Linked DNA regions of Homo sapiens: regions 2 and 3 are each linked to region 1. The links are chromatin loops, found by intact Hi-C in ENCODE. Cell type or tissue: mammary epithelial cell. All regions are shown on one strand. Each heading gives the region's core, and the rest is flanking DNA. Links, peaks and the distances in the headings are about the cores only.

Region 1 (2,500 bases), core at 1-2,500:
GGCTCTGATCGAGAGGTTATTAAATGTGGGAAGACCAAAAGAAGTTAGTTATTACAAGATATCATGGAATGTTGCAAAAATCATGGAGTTTTGAGGAGCCTTAAATATTTTTGGGTACAACTATCAATCTGATGTTTGAATACCCTTAATAACATCTTTGGTCTAGGCCTCAGCACCTCACTGACACCTTCCTCAGAGGGTTCAATAAGGGGAAACTGTTTCCTTATAATGAGCAGAAATATTTTGTCCTTTAACCTACACTTACTTACCAGCTCTCAATCTTCTCCCGTAGCCATACCCTCAATCAATCTAAGCTCTTTTCACATGACTTTTCACTACATGAAGATGTCAAACACATGCTTGGATAAGTCATTTTTTTCCAGGCTAAACATGTCTCACATCCCTCCCACATTACTTATATGATATGGCTTTGAATGTCTCAACACCCTGAGACTGTTCCCTCCCCACACAAGCTTCAGCTTGTCTACATCCCTTTTAAAGCCTCACAACTGGGTTGGCCCAGTGGCTCATGCTTGTAATCCCAGCACTTTGGAAGGCCAAGGTGGGAGGATTGCTGGAAGCCAGGAGTTTGAAACCAGCCTGGGTAACAAAGCAAGATCCTACCTCTACAAAAAATAATTTTTAAAAAAATTAGCTGGGCATTGTGGTGCATGCCTGTAGTCACAGCTAGGAGGCTGAGATGGACTGCTTGCTTGAGCCCATGAGTTTGAGGTTACAGTTAGCTATGATCATACTACTGCACTCCAGCCTGGGTGACTGAGTGAGACCTTGTCTCTTAAAAACAAAAACAAAAACCTGACAACCAGAGATAAAAAGAATTCCCTAGGTGCTGCCTGACACAGAGAAAGGGATAGATGTCTCCATTATTGAACTGTGAACACTATGCTCCCATTAATACACGCTATAGTCTGTATAGAAGGATGCCTGTAGCAAAGACCACACTTCTCTCAACTGGTAAAAAGCCACAGGGCAGGTGGGGGGGTGAAGGGATCTTTGAATTAGTAATTTCCCACCTTTCACCATTATTTACATTATTTCATTATTTCCAAGATAGCCTCCATGTTTTGAAAGTTGTTTTATCTACTTAATTCTATTTACTAAAACATAATTGATCGATTTTCCTATTTCTATTCATTAAAAACAGAGGCACACTGAGGCAACAGTATAAACCAGTGTCACCTGACTGAGCAGCCTGAATTCTACCTGAAAGCAAACCTGACTTTCAGTAAGCCTATGTAGTCTTTCATCCAGTAAAGGTACAACTGCCTTCTGGCTTTTTGAAATACTAAAAATAGCTTCTGCATCCCCATTTTTACCTCCAAAAAATCCTTTAGGGACTCTCTGGCCTAATGACCTAATTTCTTTTTCACTGAACGGCCTGTTGTTCTTAGAAGTAATGAAAGAGGCTAGGCACTAAGACGGCAATGTTACATAGTGACACTAGGGGGCAGACTATTTAGGCAGAAGGTTTTCATAAACTGTTCCAGTGCCAATAAGGTTCCCTCTATGGAAGTTACTGACTAGTCCAGGTTGATGAGCTGCTTTCCTATCTTCTTTTTAAAAAATACATTTTTTAAAAATGCATCACAATTAACATTTGAGAATTCATTTCTTCCATTTCTTTTCCCTTTTCTTTTCTCCCAAAATAGCAAATCTTTATTTATTTTTTCTTTTTTTTTGAGACGGAGTTTCACTCTTGTTGCCCAGGCTGGAGTGCAATGGCGTGCTCTCGGCTCACTGCAACCTCCACCTCCCGGGTTCAAGCGATTCTCCTGCCTCAGTCTCCTGAGTAGCTGGGACTACAGGTGCCTGCCACCACACCTGGCTAATTTTTGTATTTTTAGTAGAGATGGGGTTTCACCATTTTGGCCAGGCTGGTCTTGAACTCCTGACCTCACGTGATCCACCCGCCTTGGCCTCCCAAAGTGCTGGGACTATAGGCGTGAGCCACCGCACCAGGCCAAACAGCAGACTTTTTATTGTCATCGGTTCCTTCAATTTGCGCAAGGACAAAGGTCTATAAACTTACTAGTGACCGAAGCGGCAGTGCAGGGCGGCAAGATTCAGAGCGGCGTATCTCAAGCTCCGGCCATAGCCCTCTTCCCCATTACTTTTGCTTTCGGCTCCGGTAAGAATCAGACGATCAAAATAATGGAGGAGACTGTGTGTTGAACTGAAAACATCTTGGACACGGAGGTTGTTTAAGTAGCTGAGATAATGCTAAAACAAGAAATAATCAATGTATTTTAAACGCTGTAAATATCTCTGGTGTAAGACAACTGCAGAGAGTTCCACTGTCTACAAACACTAGTGTATCCCATACCCTTCTAATAAGATGGTCATAGTTTAGCTTAATCTTCTCCCTAGAGGCAGAATAAAACAGCTTCAAGACACATTCCCCCTAGAGGGAGTCCACAAATTAAAAATGGGAGTTCCATTAGTATTTGTGTCAGTTTTATCTCAAATATACTCCACTATG
Region 2 (2,500 bases), core at 1-2,500, 110 kb after region 1:
GCGGGCTGCGCAGGCTGGGCCCCAGCTGGTGCCGCAGCTCCCGGGGGGTGCCGTTGAGCCCCTTGCTGAAGCGGTGGGGACGCTCGCAGATGCCCGGGGGCCGCTTGGGCTCCTCGCCCTCGCTCTCAGGCTCCGACTTGATGGGCTGCTGGTTCTCGTTGGCCAGGCTGTTCTCCGTCCTCTGGATCTCGTGGTTGAGCTCCTTGCTCAGCTCCCTGCTCAGCTCCTTGTTGGGAAGCCGCCGCTTCCGGCGCATCTTCACCTTCTTCTTCTCCTCCGGGCCCTCGGCCCCTTCGGTGCTGGGTCCCGCGGTGGGGGAGCTGGAGCGGGAGTGGTCGCTCTCCCTGGTCTTGGGGGGCGCCTCGGGCAGTTCGTCCTCGGGTTCCTGCTTGAAGCGCCGGAGGGGCTTGTTGGCCAGCGCCATGCGGTCCTCGGCGTTCTTCCAGGACCGCCGCTGAGGGCGAGAGCGGAGACGCGTCAGCCTCTGGGGCTCAGGGCTGCGCCCGCCCAAGGCCTCCCGCCCCCCTGCCACGGGACTGTGGCCCAGGGAGCTGCGGTGCAGCTCTAACCGCTCAGGCCTGGGGCACAGGAGGGAGGGGAAGATGGTACCTTTTTCCTGAAAAGCTTATCTTCTTTGCCAGGTTTGAGCTGTCACGAAAAAGAAAGGACGCAGAGCTTGCTCCCCGGGCTCGTGGGATTTGGTCTCCTCGACACCCCACCCCACCACGAGTCCACAGTCTCCAGAGGAGGGGCTGGAGGGAGGCCTTCCCCACAAATGCCATCTCCACGTCTGACCGACAGACGGGCGAGCCCTGCCTGCAGCTTTCAAGGAAGAAGCTGGAAGTAGGAGTACAGTTGAACTGTTCCCACCCAACTGACCTCCCACCCCACAGACCTGGAGATGTGCAGCCGCCCATTCAAATCATCCTCGGCTCTGGGAGCCAGTTCTGGAGCACAGCCCTGTGGGAATCCCCGGCCCAGCAGGAATGGCTAGAGCTGGGAGAGACTCCTGGCGCCACCTTGTGGCTGGTGACAGCACGGCCCGTGGGTGGAGCAGGGCCACCAGGCTCCTCAGAGGTTCCCTGGACTCACAGCTTCCATCCCAACCAACAGAGGCTCTAGGCACAGACAGCTTCCCAGGCCCCAAGCCAGAACCACGAGCCAGAGATCTGGGGCCGAGACCTGGGAAGCCTCAGGAGAGGCAGCAGTGGGGTGGAGGACCAGCGGGGTGGGGTGGGGGACAGCCCAGGACTCGCCAGTCCCCGGGGCCTCAGGAGGGCGTGCGTCGTGGGAGCACCTGCTGCTGGAAGTAAGTGAGACTGGATCTCCACCAGGGGCTGAGGCTGCTGCCTAGAGGGGGCCTCGGCGAGAGGTGAGAGGAGGAACCGGGGGACGTTTGAAGCGATGAGGCCTAAAGGGGGGTGGAGTGGGAAGAGGAGTGACTCGCTGGTTTTCCCCTCCTTTCTTTGGGGCAGGGCTCTCAGGACTTAGGTGACCTGCTCAGGGCAGCAAGAGGCCGGGATTATCCCAAGCTCTACCTGCTGCCCACCCCCTGCCCCATCCCTCCAACCCAGCACCCGGGACCAGCCAGACCAACCCCTTTGCCTCCCAGCCCCTCCTGGTCCGTACCCGCTTGCGTCCACTCAGCTCCTGGGGCTTCTCGTATTTCCGCTTCTTCCTCAGGTGCACGTCGTCAGACTTTCTGCGCAGAAGGCCGTCCGGCGGCACCTTCTTCGAGTGCTCATCCGACCTGCGCCGGGGCGCCTCCTCACACTCACTCCTCCGCTTGGCAGGTTCCTGCCCTTCCTTGTTGTCCCGGTTCATCTTCTGCTCCTTGAGCAGGGAGCCGGGCAGGTTGGAGGCGTACTTAAAGCCAGGGCCACGCTTTTGCTTGTAGGCCAAAAAGAGAGAATGAACAGACCAACTGTATACCTTTGGACTTGCCCTTCCTCCTCCCCAGGCCGACGGCAACCCACCTGCCTGAAACTCCTGGGACAGGCTGGTCCCGGCCAGGCCCAGGCCCGCCCCTCTCCCGACTGACCCTGGGACTTGGAGCCCGGCACTCACTTTCCCGGTCTTGCCGGCGTGGTTACACTTCGGACACTCCCAGCAGTTTGGAAGCTCGTCGTTGACCACACCCTCTGACTCCTTAATCTGCGGGGAACACCAGGACTCAGAAGAGGGACGGGCGGAGAAGATGGCCCACGGGCACAAGGCTCTGTGACGCCACGTCTTCCAGAAGCAGCAGCACCCCCTCCCCAACGTCACATCTATCCCGTTTCCAGGCAAAAGAAAACACAGCTGCAGAGGCTGGCAGAGACGGGCAGCTGTGGATCCAGGCCAGGGTTCAGAGGCTGAGCCCCTTTGCTTCTCTGGGACCCTGGGCAAGACACTCCGTCTCTGTGGGCTGGTGCCCTCGGCCATAAAAGTTAGTGTGCCCATCTCACTGGGGGGGTATGACCCAGGTAAAGCCATGAGCTCAGCGCCTGGCATGCAGAAA
Region 3 (6,203 bases), core at 1,502-4,001, 350 kb after region 1:
TTGGCAGGGAGTCCTGAGATTTGTTTTTTTTTTTTTTTCTTTTACAGAGTCTCGCTCTGTCACCCAGGCTGGAGTGCAGTGATGCGATCTTGGCTCACTGCAACCTCCACCTCCTGGGTTAAAGTGATTCTTGTACCTCGGCCTCTCAAGTAGCTGGGACTACGGGCACTGCCACCATGCCCGGCTAATTTTGTATTTTTAGTAGAGACGGTTTCACCACGTTGGCCAGCCCGGTCTCCAACTCCTGACCTCAAGTGATCCGCCCACCTCGGTCTCCCAAAGTGCTGGGATTACAGGCATGGGCCATAGCACATAATAGACAAAAGGTGGACACCATCCAGATATCCATCAATAGATGAGCAGATAAACAGAATGCGCTCTGTTCATGCCATGGAATCCTATTTGGCTATAAAAAGGAATGAAGTTCTTTTTTTTTTTTTTTTTGGGATGGAGTCTCGCTTTGTCACCCAGGCTGGAATGCAGTGGCACCATCTCGGCTCACTGCAAGCTCCACCTCCCAGGTTCACACCATTCTCCTGCTTCAGCCTCCAGAGTAGCTGGGACTACAGGCGCCCGCCACCATGTCTGGCTAATTTTTTGTATTTTTTTTTAGTAGGGATGGGGTTTCACTGTGTTAGGCAGGATGGTCTCGATCTCCTGACCTCGTGATCCGCCAGCCTCAGCCTCCCAAAGTGCTGGGATTACAGGCGTGAGCCACCGCGCCCAGCTTTTTTTTTTTTTTCTAAGACAGAATCTCACTCTCTCGCCCTTGCTGAAGTGCAGTGGTGCAATCTCGGCTCACTGCAACCTTCTCTTACCAGGTTCAAGAGATTCTCCCACTTCAGGCTCCAGAGTAGCTGGGATTACAGGCGTGTGCCACAACACCTGGCTAATTTTGTATTTTTACTAGAGACGAGGTTTCACTATGTTGGCCAGGCTGGTCTCGAACTCCTAACCTTAAGTGATCTGCCCAACTTGGCCTCCCAAAGTGCTGAGATTACAGGCGTGAGCCACTGCACCCGGCCTAGGAATGAAATTCTGATAGGTGCTACAAAATGGTGAACCGTAAAAATGTAATGCTGGCGGCCGGGCGCGGTGGCTCACACCTGTGATCCCGCACTTTGGGAGGCCGAGGCAGGTGGATCACCTGAGGTCAGGAGTTTGAGACCAGCCTGGCCAACATGGTGAAACCCCATGTCTACTAAAAATACAAAAACTTAGCTGGGTGTCGTGGTGGACGCCTGTAATCCCAGGTACTCGGGAGGCTGAGGCGGGAGAATCTCTTGAACCCAGGAGGCAGAGGTTGCACAGTGAGCTGAGATCGCATCACTGCACTCCAGCCTGGGCAACAAGAGCAAAACTCCGACTCAAAAAAAGAAAAAAAAAGCCCATAATGCTAAGTGGAAGTGTATAAATGCTAAAAGGACACACAGTATGTGATTCCATTCATTTGAAATGTCTGAGATAGGCAAAGGCACAGAGACAGACGGTAGATTAGTGCTTGCCAGGGACTGGAGAGGGAAGTGATAGCTAAGGACTACAGGGTTTCTTTTGAAAATGTTCTTAATTTCACGGTGCTGATAGTTGCATAAGTCTGTGGACACACTAAAAACCATTGGACTGTACACTTATTTATTTATTTATTTATTTTGAAAATGTTCTCAATTTCACCATTCTGATAGTTGCAGAAGTCTGTGGACACACTAAAAGCCATTGAATTGTACACTTTATTTATTTATTTATTTATTTTGAAAATGTTCTCAATTTCACCGTGCTGATAGTTGCATAAGTCTGTGGACACACTAAAAACCATTGAATTGTACACTTATTTATTTATTTTGAAAATGTTCTCAATTTCACCGTGCTGATAGTTGCATAAGTCTGTGGACACACTAAAAACTATTGAATTGTACACTTCATTTATTTATTTATTTATTTAAGATGGAGTCTCACTCTGTCGTCCAGGCTGGAGTGCAGTGGCACGATCTAGGCTCAAGCGATTCTCCTGCCTCAGCCTCCCGAGTAGCTGGGATTACAGGCGCCTGCCACCATGCCCAGCTAATTTTTGTATTTTCAGTAGAGACGGGGTTTCACCGCATTGGCCAGGCTGGTCTCAAACTCCTGACCTTGTGATCAGCACGCCTCAGCCTCCCAAAGTGCTGGGATTACAGGTGTAAGCCACCGTGCCTGGCCAGAATTCACTCATTTAAAGTGTACAGCTGGGAACGGTGGCTCAGGCCTGTAATCCAGCACTTTGGAAGGCTAAGGTGGGCGGATCACCTGAGGTCAGGAGTTTGAGACCAGCCTGACCAACATGGAGAAACCCCGTCTCTACTAAAAATACAAAATTAGCCGGGCTTGATGGTGCATACCTGTAATCCCAGCTACTCCGGAGGCTAAGGCAGGAGAATCGCTTGAACCTGGGAGGCGGAGGTTGCAGTGAGCCAAGATCACGCCATTGCACTCCAGCCTGGGCAACAAGAGCGACACTCCGTCTCAAAAAAAAAAAAAGAAAAAAGAAAAAAAAGAAAAAGTCTCTCATGCAGAATGAGCGCCCTCTAGGGGCTGTCAGGTGTCCAGAGCGAGTCACAGACCACTTTTTTTTTTTTTTTGAGATTTCTGCTAAATTGAAAACCAGGTAAATGTCAAAAGAAGGTAACATAGAATGGGCTAAATTTTGTTTAACTTTTTATGGAAGTGTAAAGTGCATATAGAAAAGTGGGGCAGGCATGGTGGCTCACCCCTGTAATCCCAACACTTTGGGAGGCCCAAGTAGGAGGATTGCTTAAGGTCAGATCAGACCAGCCTGGGCAACATAGTGAGACCCCCATCTCAAAAAAAATTAAAAAAATTTAAAAATAGCTGGATGTGGTAGTGCATGCCTGTAGTCTCAGCTACTCAGGAGGTTGAGGCGAGATCACTTGAGCCCAGGAGGTCGAGAGGTCGAGGCTTCAGTGAGTGGTGATCCCACCACTGCACTTCAGCCTTGGTGACAGAGCAAGACCCTGTCTCAAAAAAAAAAAAAAAGGGGGGGGGCCAGGAGCGGTGGCTCACACCTGTAATCCCAACACTTTCAGAGGCCAATGCAGATAGATTGCTTGAGACCAGGCATTTGAGACCAACCTGGGCAACATGGCTAAATCTCGTCTCTACAAAAAAATTTTTTTAATTAGCTGGGCAATGTGGTGCATGCCTATGGTCCCACCTACTCCAGAGGCTGAGGTGGGAGGATCACCCAAGGCCCAGGAAGTGAAGGTTGCAGTGACCAGTAATCATGCCTATGCATACCAGCCTGGGTGGCAAAGTGAGACCCTGTCTCAAAAAAAAAAAAAAGTGGAAATATCATCAGTGTATACCTTGATAAATTTTCACAAACTGAACACAGCATTTTGTCAAAACCAATAGTCTCTGGGACCATCTCTCTCCGGAACAATGCCAAAAGTCTAAATTCGAGTCCTTCTATATGTGTGAGGACACTCCTGAGTTGACTTTGTAGGCCCCTTTTTTTGTCTCCTTTTTCCCCTTATTTTTCCAAAGGAAAATGAGGTGCCATCTGGGCCGGGCACGGTGGCTCATGCCTGTAATCCCAGCACTTTGGGAGGCCGAGGTGGGAGGATCACGAGGTCAGGAGTTCGAGACCAGCCTGGCCAATATGGTGAAACCCCGTCTCTACTAAAAATACAAAAATTAGCTGGGCGTGGTGGCCAGCGCCTGTAGTCCCAGCTACTCCGGAGGCTGAGGCAGGAGAATCGCTTGAACCCGGGAGGCGGAGGTTGCAGTGAGCCGATATTGTGCCACTGCACTCCAGCCTGGGCGACAGAATGAGGCTACGTCTCAAAAAAAAAAAAAAAGAAAAAAGAAAATGAGGTGTCATCAATGAGGTGGCTATTTTTGTTTGTTTATTTATTTATTTATGTATTTATATTATTATTTTTAGAGACAGGGGCTCACTCTGTTGCCCAGGGTGGAGTAAAGTGGCCTGATCATACCTCACTGCAGCTTTGAACTCCTGCCTCAGCCTCCCTTGTATTTATTTATTTATTTATTTATTTGTGAGGCAGAGTCTCACTTTGTCACCCAGGCTGGAGTGCAGCGGTGTACTCATGGCTTACTGCAGCCTCAACCTCCTGGGCTCAAGTGATCCTCTCACCTCAGCCTCCCAAGGAACTGGGACCACAGGTGTGTACCACCACACTCGGTTAACTTTTGTATTTTTTGTAGAGACCAGGTTTCGTTGTGTTGCCCAGGCTGGTCTCGATCTCGTAGGCTAGAGTGATCCTCCTGCCTCAGCCTCCCAAAGTGCTGAGATTACAAGTGTGAGCCACTGTGCCTGTCCCCTCCCTTGTATTTGAATTTAAATTTAAGTTAGATAAAATTAAAAATTCCTCAGTCACAGTAGCCGCGTTCCAAGTGCTTTGTGGACACATGCTGGACTATATGGGACAGACATATGCAGACATTGTGGCACCCTCGCCAGTTCTACTGGACAGAGCTGCTCTAGGGATGAGTTTTCACTGTAGCCTCAATCCCTTCTTTGGAGAGTTTCCTTTTGCTTCTCTCTCTCCCCCTAACCCTCTTTCTCCAGAAAAAAAAAGGGTCAGGCTGGATGTGGTGGCTACGCCTATAATCCCAGCACTCTGGCCTGCCTGGTCTCGGCCTCTCAAAGTGTGACTTGAGGTCAGGAGTTCAAGACCAGCCTGGCCAATATGGTGAAACCTCGTCTCTAATAAAAATACAAAAATTAGCTGGGCATGGTGGCAGGCACCTGTAATCCCAGCTACTCCAGAGGCTGAGGCAGGAGAATTGCTTGAACCCAGGAGGCAGAGGTTGCAGTGAGCCGAGATCGCGCCATTGCACTCCAGCCTGGGCAACAGAGCAAGGCTCCGTTTCAAAAAAAAAAAAAAAAAAAGGTCAACAACATGCTCTGTCAAAACCTAACATCATGTCTGCAGGGATAAGCCAGTGAAAATTACAGTGTTAGAAAATAGTTGTTAGGCAAAGAAATAAAGCTAATAAATCATCCCAAGGAAAAATGCATGGCCTCACTAGAATTAAATAAATGAAAATTAAAATAACCCTGCCATACCATTACATACTGTCTAGACTAGGAAAAATGTGTAAAAATGATGGCCTGCGATATTGGAAAAAGAGACACCATTACACATGGCTAGCCATCCTCGCAATTAGGTAAATCTTCCTGAAGAACCATCTGGAACTGTTACAGGAACTATAAAACCATTTTCTGACTGAATAATTCCACTTAATGACTATTTGTTCAACATATATAGCTGGCATGAGGCACAGTACTTGGCACTTCACATACTTTTTTTTGTTTTTTGGTTTTTTTTGAGACGGAGTCTCGCTCTGTCGCCCAGGCTGGAGTGCAGTGGCGCGATCTCAGCTCACTGCAAACGCCGCCTCCTGGGTTCAAGAGATTCTCCTGCCTCAGCTTCCTGACTTCACACACACTTTTTAAAGAATTTACTTTTTGCAACAATCCTGTGAGATTGGTAGGTATCCTGATCTTTGTTTTAAAAAGAAGCAAACTGTCCAGGCGCAGTGGCTCACCGCTGTAATCCCAGCACTTTGGGAGGCTGAGGTAGGAGGATCACTTGGGTCAGGAGTTCAAGACCAGCCTGGCCAACACAGCAAACCCGGTCTCTACTAAAAATACAAAAATTAGCTGGGCGTGGTGGCTGAGGCAGGTGGATCACTTGAGGTCAGGAGTTCGAGACCAGTCTGGCCAACATAGTGGAACCTCGTCTCTACTAAAAATACAAAAATTAGCTTGGTGTGGTGGTGCACACCTGTAATCCCAGCTACTCAGGAGGCTGAGGCAGGAGAATTGCTTGAACCTGGGAGGTGGAGGTTGCAATGAGCCAAGATCGTGCCACTGCACGCCAGTCTGGGCAACAGAGTGAGACCCTGTCTCAAACAATAAAATAAAAATAAATAAATAAAAAGCAGGCAACTGTTAGGTTCCCAGAAGTTAGGTGACATATCCACAGTAAAAGAGCAAGGAAGTGAAAGAGCCAAAATTCAGTCGCAGGCCTCTTAACCTGGGAAGACCGGCCCAGAACCCCACATTGCCTCCCATTCCAGAGAATTGCCTTCAGTCAGGTCATCCCAGTGCTTTGAGAGGCCAAGGCAGGAAAATCGCTTGAGGCCAGGAGTTCCAGTCTAGCTTGGGCAACAAGACCATG

What was found. Hi-C counts contacts between places; a loop is a spot of excess contacts. Peaks named below come from ENCODE experiments on the same cell type or tissue, not always from the same donor. Only the 100,000 strongest peaks of a DNase experiment are listed, where the experiment ranks them.
Region 2: it touches region 1 in a loop (16-fold over the local background); 96 of 110 quality-filtered maps call a loop at or near these places.
Region 3: it touches region 1 in a loop (4-fold over the local background); 9 of 110 quality-filtered maps call a loop at or near these places.

Annotation. Positions count from the first base shown.
Region 1 is chr12:121,333,483-121,335,982 of GRCh38, forward strand. ANAPC5 (anaphase promoting complex subunit 5) reads right to left here. Exons shown (of 17, transcript NM_016237.5): 7 at 2,051-2,241. Among named protein-coding and RNA genes, the nearest start is that of ANAPC5, 18 kb to the right of the region's middle. RefSeq lists a silencer at 1,923-2,114. In mammary epithelial cell, for the core only: a CTCF peak has its summit at 1,454 (motif pointing right); DNase peaks (open chromatin) are centred at 469 and 1,469; H3K27ac peaks cover 224 bases.
Region 2 is chr12:121,442,383-121,444,882 of GRCh38, forward strand. KDM2B (lysine demethylase 2B) reads right to left here. Exons shown (of 23, transcript NM_032590.5): 15 at 2,068-2,154; 16 at 1,630-1,890; 17 at 1,298-1,411; 18 at 610-648; 19 at 1-454. It overlaps MIR7107 (microRNA 7107), which reads right to left and starts at 1,970; the gene lies at 1,891-1,970. In mammary epithelial cell, for the core only: a CTCF peak has its summit at 1,027 (motif pointing left); a DNase peak (open chromatin) is centred at 1,019.
Region 3 is chr12:121,679,681-121,685,883 of GRCh38, forward strand. The region is part of intron 1 of LOC105370034 (a long non-coding RNA gene); the gene reads left to right. Among named protein-coding and RNA genes, the nearest start is that of MORN3, 13 kb to the left of the region's middle. In mammary epithelial cell, for the core only: a CTCF peak has its summit at 2,561 (motif pointing left); no DNase peak of the experiment used is centred there.